Linked DNA regions of Mus musculus: region 1 is linked to region 2. A link is a contact called in ENCODE Hi-C or POLR2A ChIA-PET data. All regions are on one chromosome and are shown on one strand. The core of a region is the stretch at or near the end of the contact, and the rest is flanking DNA. Distances in the headings are between cores, read along the strand shown.

Region 1 (5,577 bases), core at 1,291-3,790, 210 kb before region 2:
ACGAGAGCACACTCAGGATAAGGCAGTGGTGTACCAAGCATTGATGGTGCATCTCCCAATGTTTGGCTGGCCTCTTTAAAAAATTAAGAGTTCGCCCTAGGTTGTCTGGCAGTTGTAGTCACACAGATCCATGGTATCCAGTGACAGGCAACTTTCCTTATGCACAGACCAACCTAAGACATGGGGCCTGGAGGCTATAGGGTAACCCTAGGACGGGTAAGGCTGTGACATGAAAGGATCGACCTAAGACAGGAGCCGTGGCCGATGGACAGACTTGCCCAGACCTAGTCCAGCATCATATTATTAAACAAAAAAGGGGGAGATGTAGGCAGCTGGGCGCCTAAAAGATGGCGCCGGCCTCCGGCATACCGTCACTGTAAACAATGTTACTGCGCAGGCGCTAGCCTGAATCTGGCGCCAACCCCTCCCAAGCGGGTGCATACAAATCAAAGTGCCGGCAGATTGACCAATCCCAGGAGGACACACAGATCTCCCCAGTGCTGGGGTGTATATAAGCAGTCCTCGCTGGGTTTCCGAGGTTCCCGTAGCATCGAGGTGTTCCTGAAATAAAAAAGGCTGTTGAGAAGAATCCGACTGTGTTGCTTTTTTTCTTGCTGGACGAGGTGAGCGCAACAAGTTAGGGGGTTACAGGATCCCGGACAGGCACTTGTCAATTCTGATATGGGAAGCCAATGGAAGAAAGGCTGCTGGAACCTGTTATTTTATCCCTTAGTGCAAAAAAATTTGTTGAGTATAGCAAACTGCTTTCTGTAACCAGAATCTAAAGGACCAATGGGGATCAAGAGCCTAAAGCTACCAGGGAGCGTCTGGAAGGCACGGCATGCCCAGGGAGCTTCTAACATCCTTACCAACCTGGAGGATAACTGTAAACAAGTCAAAATTACCCAAATATGCCCCCCAAGAATACTGGGGAGCTGTGTCCCAAGATCAAGGGCCCCTGAACCAGAGCCCAGATAGTAACCCTGGAATGAGACCTTTGGCTGTAGCTGGCCTCAGACTTGTCCATTTTTACCATCAATGCTCCCGGAACTGGGAGGGTTAGAGCCTGGGTCCTGGCCGTTCAGACATCCTCTAGTCCAACTAAACAGACAACAGTGGAAAGCGGAGGAGGGAGATTTATTTCAACGTGGCCACCCTGGGAAGGAAGAGGAACATAAAGGAAGTCCAGTGACTGTCACCCCAAGCTCATCTTCAGGGTCCTGCCAGAGGAAGTTTACATTTAAATAGAGGGCAAGAGGTAGGTAGAACTAAGAGATTCTGCTCAAGATGTGATCCCCCAGCAGCACTGTCAAGCTTCAGTCTCTTCTGCAAGACTGACAAGCGTCCAGAGCTGCATAAAATCTCTGCCTTCCAGCCTTTCTCTTTCACCAGCAGGAGACTCCAGAGAAAATTCCATTTCCTTGGGAACCATTGTTTCAATAGTCTGTTAGCCAAAGGGAGGGGGCACAAGTGTCTCTTTAGAATATCTTCATTTCTGTCAGAAACCTAATAGAAACCTTGACATCACAGACAGAACTGGTAGTCCCCACACTACAATCTCTTGATCCACTGTAAAGTTTTTAACAAAAATTAAAAAGGGCTAGGGAAAACAAAGGAAGTCCCAAAATTCCCGTGACATTTCCTGGGCACCGGTCGGATGTCTCACTTGTTAATGAGAAAGCTATACAAAGTCTACCAAGGGCTCTAGATAAGGGTGACTCTGCTGGATCTAATTTGAGCAGGGCTTCCCTGAGGACTGGCAATTGGCCAGAGGAGCAGAACTAGTTAGTACCGCTGGCTCACAGCCTGCTGCCCACTCCTCCCCTGGGAATCTCTCCAAGCATCCTCACCTGTGTGGAGTAACAGGAATGTAGGGAAGTAACTAGATGGCGACTCCGTTCTGCCTCCTTCCCCATTTCACACTCACAAGCCTAGGCCTGGTGGACACGTGTCCCAGGAGGCTCAGGACACACAAAAAGTCGCAGTTGAAAGTGTGTGGGACGAAGGTGATACTGGGCCAGGCAGGGGATCGAGGGCTGACTGTTGGTACAACAGGAGAGCAAAAGCAAGCAAGTGATGGGGCTTGGCTAATTTCTTGAGCTTAGAGAAAAGTTCCCAAGGCAAGGAAGGATTGTTTTTTCTCCAAGTACAAGCCATCACGCTTTTGGCTCATTGTTTGAGGTTAAGTTGTATTCACTAAAGTAGGTCGATCCTAGCCCACTAGCATGAGAAATAAGGCCAACCTACAGGTTCCACCAATAACTTAAGTTCCCTCTTCTTGGAACAGAAATCTCTCAGACCTGAACTTCTTACTATACGGTTAATCTGTAGCATCTACCTGGAATGCCTCGACAAACCTAATCACTAGAGTCAAGTCCTCACTATCTAGCATCCTCCGTTTCCATCTTAGGAAACAAAGAGCCCATGTAATACTTCCTACAGCACCAGAAGCACAGCAAGACCTCTGCAGAAGCAGCGCGCTGAAGGGCAGTCACCGCCCCTTTGGGACGTAGTCTGACGTCAGCGGAGGCGGAGCGGCAGCCGGCTTGGGGCGGTACTGAGCTGGGTCACGTAGCTCAGGTCCCTGGCTTGGGTCACACCGCGCTTTGTACCGTCCTCCGGTCCACGCTCGCAGTCTCTCCGCCACCATGCCTATGTTCATCGTGAACACCAATGTTCCCCGCGCCTCCGTGCCAGAGGGGTTTCTGTCGGAGCTCACCCAGCAGCTGGCGCAGGCCACCGGCAAGCCCGCACAGGTTTGCAGGGAGGACACAGGAAGAGAGTAGGGTGGGGTGGGCCGGCCCGACGTGTGAGGAGGGATGGGGCTGGAAGCCAAGGTGTGCCGGCGGGTGGCGGCTGGAGCTCTCCGGAAGACCTGTGGCCCTGTAGGCAGTCTTTCAGGCGGTCTAACAGTGTGTCTGTATCCCTCCCGCCTCGCCGCCCCTCCCCCCACCCAGTACATCGCAGTGCACGTGGTCCCGGACCAGCTCATGACTTTTAGCGGCACGAACGATCCCTGCGCCCTCTGCAGCCTGCACAGCATCGGCAAGATCGGTGGTGCCCAGAACCGCAACTACAGTAAGCTGCTGTGTGGCCTGCTGTCCGATCGCCTGCACATCAGCCCGGACCGGTGCGTGGGGGACGAGGGGAGGAGGGGGAGGAGGGGCACTGGGAGGTCAGCAGGCAAAGAGGGGGGGGCGTTCAGAGGACACTGGCACGCAGCGCGCTCTCCTAGACCACGTGCTTAGCTGAGCCAGGCTTTCATTTTCTCAGGGTCTACATCAACTATTACGACATGAACGCTGCCAACGTGGGCTGGAACGGTTCCACCTTCGCTTGAGTCCTGGCCCCACTTACCTGCACCGCTGTTCTTTGAGCCTCGCTCCACGTAGTGTTCTGTGTTTATCCACCGGTAGCGATGCCCACCTTCCAGCCGGGAGAAATAAATGGTTTATAAGAGACCACGGTTGCCTCAGCTTCTGCTTCCTTGGCTTGCGGAGGAATTGGGTGCAGGGTGGGGACCTTGAATGGAAGCCCAGGCTCTGAACGTGGGATTGGGGTGTGATGGCAGGGTCGAAGCTGGCCAGTTTGGTCCTCTCTAAACTAGTCCAGTGGTTCAGATGTCCTTTCTTGTGGCCTCTCCTATGCAGCCTTATGTATAAAAGAGGCCGACTTATTCACCTGGTCAGGAGTGTTAATTAGGTCCTTACCACAGTGGCAAATGGAGCCGGTAATATGTGTCATGGAAGGGGAGGTGCTTGGATACAGGGGAGAAATTAATAGTGTGCTCCAGCTGGGCCTGCACCTTCCTCGGCCCCATTTTCCTTCCCAAGAATCACTGTGCTCTAAGCCATGTGGTGGCCACTTCCTTGATCTGGACAATTAACTTGGTGGGAGAGGTAGCCAGGATACAGAGTTCTCCCTAGACCACTCTGCCCACTTCCCCAACGCCCTCCCCCCCCCCCCCCCCACAATCACAGCAGGTCCCTGAGAATTCATGAAGGCGGAGGGACTACCTGCCGTCGATTATTGTTTATGTAAAAGGTGCTGGCCAAGGCCCAGCTCAATTTAGGAATTTGGTAGGAATAACCCCAAGCCCAGGGACCCGGGTAGATGGGGACTGGATAGGAACCCTGCTTTGACCATGAGACCTACTTCTGCTACCTAAGGAATTTCTCACTGTTCTGGTGTGAGGGCTGGCCTTCCAGCTGGGGAGGGCCAACCCACTAGCTGGAAAATCCCCACACTCCAGCTGGGGTTATAGTCTGTGTCAGGGCTGGCTTGAGTCTTTGCTAAAGAAAGCCTTGGCCAGGCTGTGGTGGCTGGCCCATGCCCTTAATCCCAACACTCAGGAGGCAGAAGCAGGTGGATCTCTCTTGAGTTCCAGGTCAGCCTGGTCTACAGAGAGAAACCTTGTCTAGGAAAAACACAAAAATGTAGCCTGTTGCCTATCACACTGCCCTTCCATAGATAAAGGTCTATGACAACAGCTTCCACAGAGAGGGACTCTGGCTGCATGTACCCTGTTCCTCAGCTATAGGGAAAGCGGCATCTTACCTCAGAGGACTCCTGTGGTCACAGATCTGTTAAGATCATTGCTCTTTAACCTCTTGTCAAGGTAAGAACATTGTAGATGAAATACAAAAAAAAAAAGTTTTATGACTTCCAAGAAATTTGTTTTTGGAAGCTGAGTGGGGCCCTGACTGAGACCAGGAGCCCCTCGGCGGATTCCTGAGTGAGTGAGGAGCTTGCCTGTGTGATCCTGACACTGTGACAGAGGCCTCCCTGTGTGTGCAGGGAGGCCTGACTACCTAGTGTGGATCCAGAGTCCTTCCTGGGCAGGATGGCCAGCATCTCTGTCCCTTGTACTTCATCATTCATGCAGTACCCATCAGCCCAGGCTTGAAACCAAGGTAAGTCATGGGCATCTTCCCAACCACCCAGGCCCAGAGGCACCTACCCTACCCAGTAGAGCCACACCCTTTCCAACTGGCAGCCTTTGCAGCCTTGGCAGTACCAGCCTAGGCTCTGCGCCCCCGGGGCAGCTTGCTAATCTCTGTGCTGCTTGGGTTGGTTTTGGAGCCCTGACCTTGAGAGAAGGGAAGTTCCCTACAGGACACATCGATACCACTCTGCGCCCCCCTCTCCCCCCAGCCCCAGCACTAGATCAGGACAGTAGTGACAGGAGTGAGGGCATTAGCTCACTAGATTAAATGCTGGGAATAGAAGTCCCTTCTTAGAGCAGAGCCTCTACTACTCCCTGTCAGATGTCCTTGGAGGTTCCCAAAACAAGACTCTCCTAGATTCCACAAGGGGCCCTTCCTTCCATCTCATTTTGCATTCATGAAGGCACCTCATGACTGCCTGCATATTGGGTGGCATGCCTTCACTGCAGCCAAAGCAGTCTGGGGCTGCTCTCTTGAATCTGGGTACCTCTTATGAGGCACCTTCCCTCCTCAGCCTGGTCCTTTGCCGCATCTCCTTAGCTCCACCCTACCGTTAACTACAGGGCTGCACTTGAGGTTGAACCTTACCCAAATCCCTGAGTTGCAACTCAGAACCTCTTACTTCTGCTGG
Region 2 (6,479 bases), core at 3,188-5,687:
AGGTGGATGAGGAGACTGCACTGGAGCAGGCTGTGAAGTTCTGTCAGGTCCACCTTGGGGCCGCTACCCAGAGACAGGTAAGCTGTCCTGAACACACTCCCCACCCACTCCCCAGCATACGCCAGCTCATCATGCTGATCCTGTCCCACATCGAGGCCTGGGCTGCTGGCCCAGAGGCAAGTCTGCCCCGAAGCTAGTTCCTGTGGTCCTCGTGGGCCCAGGATGGAGGAGCAGGAAGTATCTAGGCTTCTGGATAATGGGTCAGTACCCCAAAGTGGTAGTGACTTGACAGGACTCAAGACATACATGTGTGACCTAAGGAGCCATGCTTTGGCTCTTTTCATAGTAATAAGTAAGGACAGCATCTAGCCATTGCGCTTCAGCTAGGAAGGGCCTGGCCTTTGTGACTGGTAGAGAAGTGATACCAGAACCGGGCTAACTAGTATCAAAACAGCCAAGAACATGGAGTGGAGGCAGGCAAGCAGGCAGTGGCGTGGGGGCCACTGAATATGGTAGGGACCAGGGGCTTATTCCAAGCCCAGGGTATCCAGGTGCTGATAGGCAAAGGAAGATGTCAGAATCCCAGGATGGTAAGAAGGGCTGGCATGCTGGATAGCTGTGAGAACCAGACCTTCCTGGGATGGGCTGAGAAGTCCCATGAAGGTAGAGCTCCCGATGGCTCAATGAGGTGGTGCACACCATTAGTCCTGGCACTCGGGAGGCAAAGGCAAGTGTGTCTCTCTGAGTTTGAGGCCAGCCTGGTCTACATAGAGAGGTTCTGTCTCAAGAAAATGGAAAAATGGGGGGTGGGGGGGCTGTGCTCATGTTTAATCTTGCCAAGACTCGGGAGATGGGAGGCAGGCCCATCAGGACAAAGCCACATTCTCCCAAAGCGAGCGTTGAGAGCCTGCAGGTCAGAGGGTGCCTTGGTCTTATCTCAGAAAAGGCAAAACAGCCTCCATGCCATTGCTGGTCTAGCTTCTCATCCTAAGGGTGGCCCAGGTGTTTTGGGGTACCTTGTCCTAGGAGCCCCAGCGGTTGGCAGGGATCTATCTTAGGGGAATAGAGCATGAGGTCATCAACACTGCCCAGACTCTAGATCTAAGGCAGCAGCCCAGGGATTCATCTTGGAGCATGTAGACTGTAGTCCACCTCCCAGATGAGGATCAGAGTCCTCGGCAGGATTGAGCAACCAGCCAGCAGACGTCACCACTTGACTGTTGCCCCCAGACTTCTTGCATATGGGTAGACAGACTAATTCTGTGTAGTTCAGGCTGGCCTGTAACTCAGCGGCAATCCTCCTGCCTCAGCTTCCTGAATACTGGGATTACAAGTGTATACCTGTGGGCCCAGCTTATATCTGACTTTGAAGGGACTTAAGTGATAAACCCGTACAGGAAATAGCAAGCACCCTGCCTTTACTGGTGCTGTGTTAACAAGGAATTAAGGACAGGAGAGAGTCTCATTTCTTAGAGGAGGAAGCTAAAGCCAAAGACCTGCACACAGTACCACTGGAGTGCATGGGCAGAAGCTGCTGCCAGTGGCCCTCGAAAGAACCAGGCAAGGAAATGGAGTAGATGAAGCTAGGATAGGATCCCTACATTTCAGGCTGCCTGCTGCTAGGCAGTGTCACCTCCTGGAGTACAAAGCCAGAGTAGAAGAGAGCCAGGCAAGTGGTCCTCAAGACCTGCCACTCCCTCCCCAGGCCGCACGGGATGGTGTACCCTGGGTCCTCTTACCACCACATACAGCTCCACTTTTCCCTTGAGGCATCTCAGAGAGCCATTTACTGTCTCTTCATCTTTCCACATGCTTCGCCTCTTCTAGGAAAAGCTAACTATAGGCTCCCCTCAAGTTTTGAAGTAGGCTCCGTGTTCTCCCTACTGAAAGTCTAAAGTTTAGGGAATAGACTAGTTAGATTTTTCTCTTGGAACTTGCCCACTAGTGGCCCTACATCGTACATAGAGACATAAGTGAATAGCTTCCTCCCAGGCTGGCACTGAGGAGGGAACAGGGAGACAAGCCAGAGGTCTTTACTGAGGCCCTGCTAGTATGGGTGGATGTCTTCAAGAGAGGGAGGAGCTGGACTCTGCCTGTGTGTCAGTTGTGTTCTGGTAGACTGTGGCTCGTGCTGGTAGACTGTGGCTCGTGTTGGCTATGCCAGAGAGCTCAGAATGAGGCAAGATATGATGTTGGCATCCAGGGTCCAGATGAAGTGTCACACCTATGCGCCTGAATTGGCTAGCACGGGGCAGTATAGTACCCCATTGACTTTCCTCACTTTGCCTTTGTCTTCACAGGCCTCAGGAGATACGCCCACTACCCCCAAGCACCCCAAGGACAGCAGAGAGAATTTCTTCCCTGCAACAGTGGTCCCCACGGTACCTGACCCCACAGCACCTGATGCTCTCCAGAGGCCCAGTGACTCCCACCTCAAGCCTGTATTGGCTACTGTCATCACCTGCCCTCCCTCAGCTTCAGCCTCTATCCCAGACCTATCCACAGATCCTGGAATTCCCCGGCCACACAGGCCAGAGACTACCCCCAGCAGGGCCCCTTTAAGTCCTGGTAAGTGCCATCTCAGTTCACCTGAGCCAAGTCCCCTCTGCCAGGTGCCACAAATCCTTCCCCTCTAGAATTGGCAAAGAAGCATATGGGGTGCCCTCCAGCACCCCCAGGCTTACCCTGGGGCTATTGGCTGTTAGTCCAGGTCATAGTTGCTAGCAATATTGGTGGTTCTTGCCCCCTGTGCCTGTCCTGCCTGCACGTGGAAGGACCAGGAGAGGGAGCATGTACCATCGCTGAAGGGTTTGCCATGTCCTAGCCTCTGCCCCAGCAGAGCCCCAAAATAGGAAAGTTGGCTTTATCAGTAGTAGAAAGGAAGCCAGTGTAGACCAGGCTGCTATGGAAGGCTCTGGCCTTGGCAGGCTTTGAGGCCCCAGGTAATGTCCAGGACCAGATATGTTCCCACTGGTGGCATGACAAGTTGAAGGCAGAGCCAGGTCAATGGATCTGTGAAGAAACACAGGATGGGATGGAGGTGCACAGGCTGACTCAGTCAGGTGGAAACCCTCATTTCTTCTGAAGATCAAGAGCCACCAGGCAGGGTGGCCAGCATGGCAGGCAGGACGTGTTCTGGAACCTTCCTAGGAGGAAGAAGGCCTCAGTGGGCAAGATGCCGTCCTCTTCACTGCCGCAGCTACTTCTCTGGCTTTGTGGTTGGTGGTGTCTGACTCTGCCCACCCCCAGGCATGCTCCCTGTTGACCGTGGGCTGTGACAGACTCTGACATAACAGCTCACTTTTCCAGCAGAGACTAGTCTTCCACCCTTCCTTCCCTCACCCTGGTTCAGGTCCTGATCAGTGTCCTATGCTCCATAGTTGCGTGGTCACCTGCCCAAACCGGAGCCATCTGTTAAGGTTCGCCTGTCCTCCCAGCCACATTGGGAGCTGCCACCTTCAGCCATGGGACCTTGCCTTTGTCTCCTATTTCATCTGCACAGTGGGACAGTGAGCCTCTATCTGTGCTGCCTGATTGGAGACTGGGTTGGAAGCGCCCCTCTCAGCTCCTTCTGGGGCTCGGTGCCAGGCACCGGGATTTTCAGCAGATGCTCTCCCCAGGTTACCTTGAGGATTGTGCCAGGTTAGGGACCCAGTCACTCACCATTTGTTCCAGAGGAACCTCTGAAGGCCACAGGACAGGGCGGTTGGCAGTTGGGCTCAGGTGAGCATGCACAAAGCTCTGGGTGCCATCCGCAGCTGTCCTAATCACTTCTATCTCCTCACACCACAGGGCTTGGACTCACGGTAGCAGATGAGCTCAAAGTACAGGGGGCAGAGCCAGAGCAACTTTGTGGCTGTTAGTGATCACACAGGCCCACACCGCCGGTTGCCTTGCCCTCTGCTCATCTAGATCCTAGACTAGCAATGGCTGGCATCATGGAGCGTGTCAGGAGTCTCCCACAGCATTCCCAGTGCCGCCTCCCGTTAGCAGGGTAGAAAGGAATGAGGGTTTCCACCTGACTGAGTCAGCCTGTGCGCCTCCATCCCATCCTGCGTTTCTTCACAGATCCATTGACCTGTTCTCCCTTCAGCTTATCATGCCTACAGTGCCATGACACCCACTAAGCTGCCTTCCCTGGGTCCTGACCCAAGGTCATACCCATGTGCCCCACGACCTTGGAGAATCTGAGGACTGGGGTGCCAGGCCCAGTGTTCTGAGTGGGCTGTTCCTAGTTGATGGTCTCCTGTGCAATTGAGTTGAAGTCATTAGCTGCTCTCCTGAGTGGGTGACAGCCTGTCTTTCTTGATGGGACCTCTGCCTGGTTCTGTTGATGTCTTGTCTGAGCGAGCACAGCAGGTAGGCAGCTACACCACTTTTGAACGCTGGCTGGCAGGCTGCCTCCAAGCAAACAGAATCCTACAATTCATATCTTATTTCTGGAGGTTAGCTCTGGGGAAGAGTACCTCCTTCTGTATGTATATTCCACAGTAGCACTCTGACGAATGTGGATAGGGACAGCCCTTAGCAAGAACTTGGTTGGGCCTGGCCAGAAGGCCCGGGCACACCCATCCCCTGACCAGCCTGCCTTCCGACTCAGATCAGCACATGTTTGTGGGGATTTTCCATGATCACCAGAGCTCTCTGGGGTAATATGGGGACCAGTTTGGAACAGCCATGTCTGTAGGGCCCACATCCTGCATCTCTTCAACTAGTCGAACCCTCATGGAAAGAGTGCCTCACCAGTTCCTAGACTGCCCAGCTGTGATAGGCTAGTGCAGCAGAGTGGCTGGGTCTGCTGTTCCTGTTGATGGTACAGCCTGCTTACAGAGGCCCTTGACAGACATATGTGGGGGACTTTAATAGCAAGAAGTTAGAACGTGGGGCTAAGTGAAGACTAAGCCACCTGGGAGCACAGTTGCCTACCCAACAGCCTCCCAAGGAACATATGGGAGGGCCCAGAAGACAGCTGCGGAAAGATCCTGGTGGCTCTGCCTCCCCACCCACGCTGGCCAGTGCAGTGATCTAGCCCTGGCTTATCCTGCCTGCTACATCTACCCATGCAGTCCCAGCCTATGCCCAGCCCCCACCACCTTAATGAAGGAGAGTTCCTTTTTCCTAAAGCTGTCATGTGAAGAAAATAGTTAGGACAGCAAGTAGAAACAGAATGTAGGGGCCACAATGTCAGCTTGGTCCAGGTCCTGAGAGTCCAGGGGAGTCTGAGCCAAGCCCCAAGCCTCCTGGGACAACCCCCACAGTTCTGGTGCCAGGCTTTAAATCTACTCCAGAGAACAGGAATGGGTTCTCCTAATGGCGTCCTGAGTGGCCAGGCTAGCCCTAGTGAGGGGAAGAGGTGCCCTTGCTTCGTGAGTATCTTCCCCTATGTCCACATCTCCGCTGGACACCTCTCAGTACTGTCCTTCCTCAGGATGCTTTTAGGAAGGAAGCCTGGGCTCCACGCGGTCCTGAAGCAGGCCTGTGGGACCCCGTGACCAGCTTTTGTTTTGTTGTTTTGGTTTCTCTTTGTAGCCCTGGCTGTCCTAACTCACTTTGTGGATAGGCTGGCCTCAAACTCAGAGATCTGCCTGCCTCTGCCTCCCAAGTGCTGGGATTAAATGCCACCACCATCTGGCCAGTTTTTTTTTTTTTTTTTTTTTTTGTTTTTCGGGTATTTGGAAAAAGAATTCCCAGCAGTGTTTGCTGTTACAGTTGAAGACCTTGAATAGTAAACAAGTAAGGGGGCACTTTGGCCACCTGAGGCTGCTGCTGCAGGGAAGGAGGAGCCAGCCACCTGACACCCATCCTACCCAGAGTGCACCTTGGTCCACCTCAGGGAAGTCAGCCATGTTGATCCAGATCATCTAGAAGGATGGTACTCTGGAGAAGTTTTGTTGTATTTGGCTTTTTGAGTAGTGTCTCAAGTCCAGGCTGGCCTCCAGCTAGTTACAACCATCCTTATCTCTGCCCCCAACTCAAAGCCAGACATTTGTTCTGCCTGTGTGTCCTAACCCCCACCTCTGCCACTCAGGAAACCCCTGTTAAGCCAGCCAGCCGCATCAGGTGGAGCGCTGCCCTCTGTGGATGGGTACGGCCTTGGGTCCAGGCCCAGAGAAGGCAGTTTGGTTGGTGTATATCTAGATTTCCACCCTGCAAATGGGAGGTGGTGCTAAGAATGCCGCAGGGCAATCCTGAGGTGCTCCACTCTGCCAGCCATTGTTTGTCTATGACCCAGACTTCCAGGCAGTGAAGACAAAAGAGGGAGTGGCTCAGGTCGGGTGAGATCCGGTCTTCTCCAAGTTGGGTGTGGTAGGACATACCTTCCTCCAGAGCTGAAACTGGATAATCTCATGAGTTTATCCTGAGATCCAGAGCAAGAACTCCTCTTTAAATAAAGAGATAGAAAAGAGGAGCCCTCTGGACCACGGAGGCTCAGGTGGAAGAGTCCCATGGCACTCAGGTTCCTGCCTTTCCCCTGCTGA

The links. A loop is a pair of places that touch in the nucleus more often than their neighbours do. ChIA-PET counts read pairs that join two places held with the same protein, here RNA polymerase II (POLR2A).
Region 1: POLR2A ChIA-PET joins it to region 2 with 11 read pairs in embryonic stem cell. The contact joins the promoter of Mif here to the enhancer-like site in region 2. A Hi-C loop is called at or near these places in 1 of 37 maps with a recorded cell type or tissue (adrenal gland). POLR2A ChIA-PET finds 5 or more read pairs at or near these places in 3 of 5 experiments (Patski and embryonic stem cell).

Annotation. Positions count from the first base shown.
Region 1 is chr10:75,857,240-75,862,816 of GRCm38, reverse strand. Mif (macrophage migration inhibitory factor (glycosylation-inhibiting factor)) reads left to right here and starts at 2,540. Exons shown (of 3, transcript NM_010798.3): 1 at 2,540-2,756; 2 at 2,958-3,130; 3 at 3,274-3,464. The coding sequence starts at 2,649. The coding sequence ends at 3,340. Gm40697 (a long non-coding RNA gene) reads right to left here and starts at 1,907. Exons shown (of 2, transcript XR_871836.3): 1 at 1,851-1,907; 2 at 1,119-1,444.
Region 2 is chr10:75,648,964-75,655,442 of GRCm38, reverse strand. Cabin1 (calcineurin binding protein 1) reads left to right here. Exons shown (of 37, transcript NM_172549.3): 33 at 3-77; 34 at 2,301-2,568. Among named protein-coding and RNA genes, the nearest start is that of Susd2, 8.2 kb to the right of the region's middle. Within about 2 kb of position 4,437, at least 1 of the 3 ENCODE cell types and tissues checked has a DNase peak (open chromatin) inside an H3K27ac peak, as active enhancers do.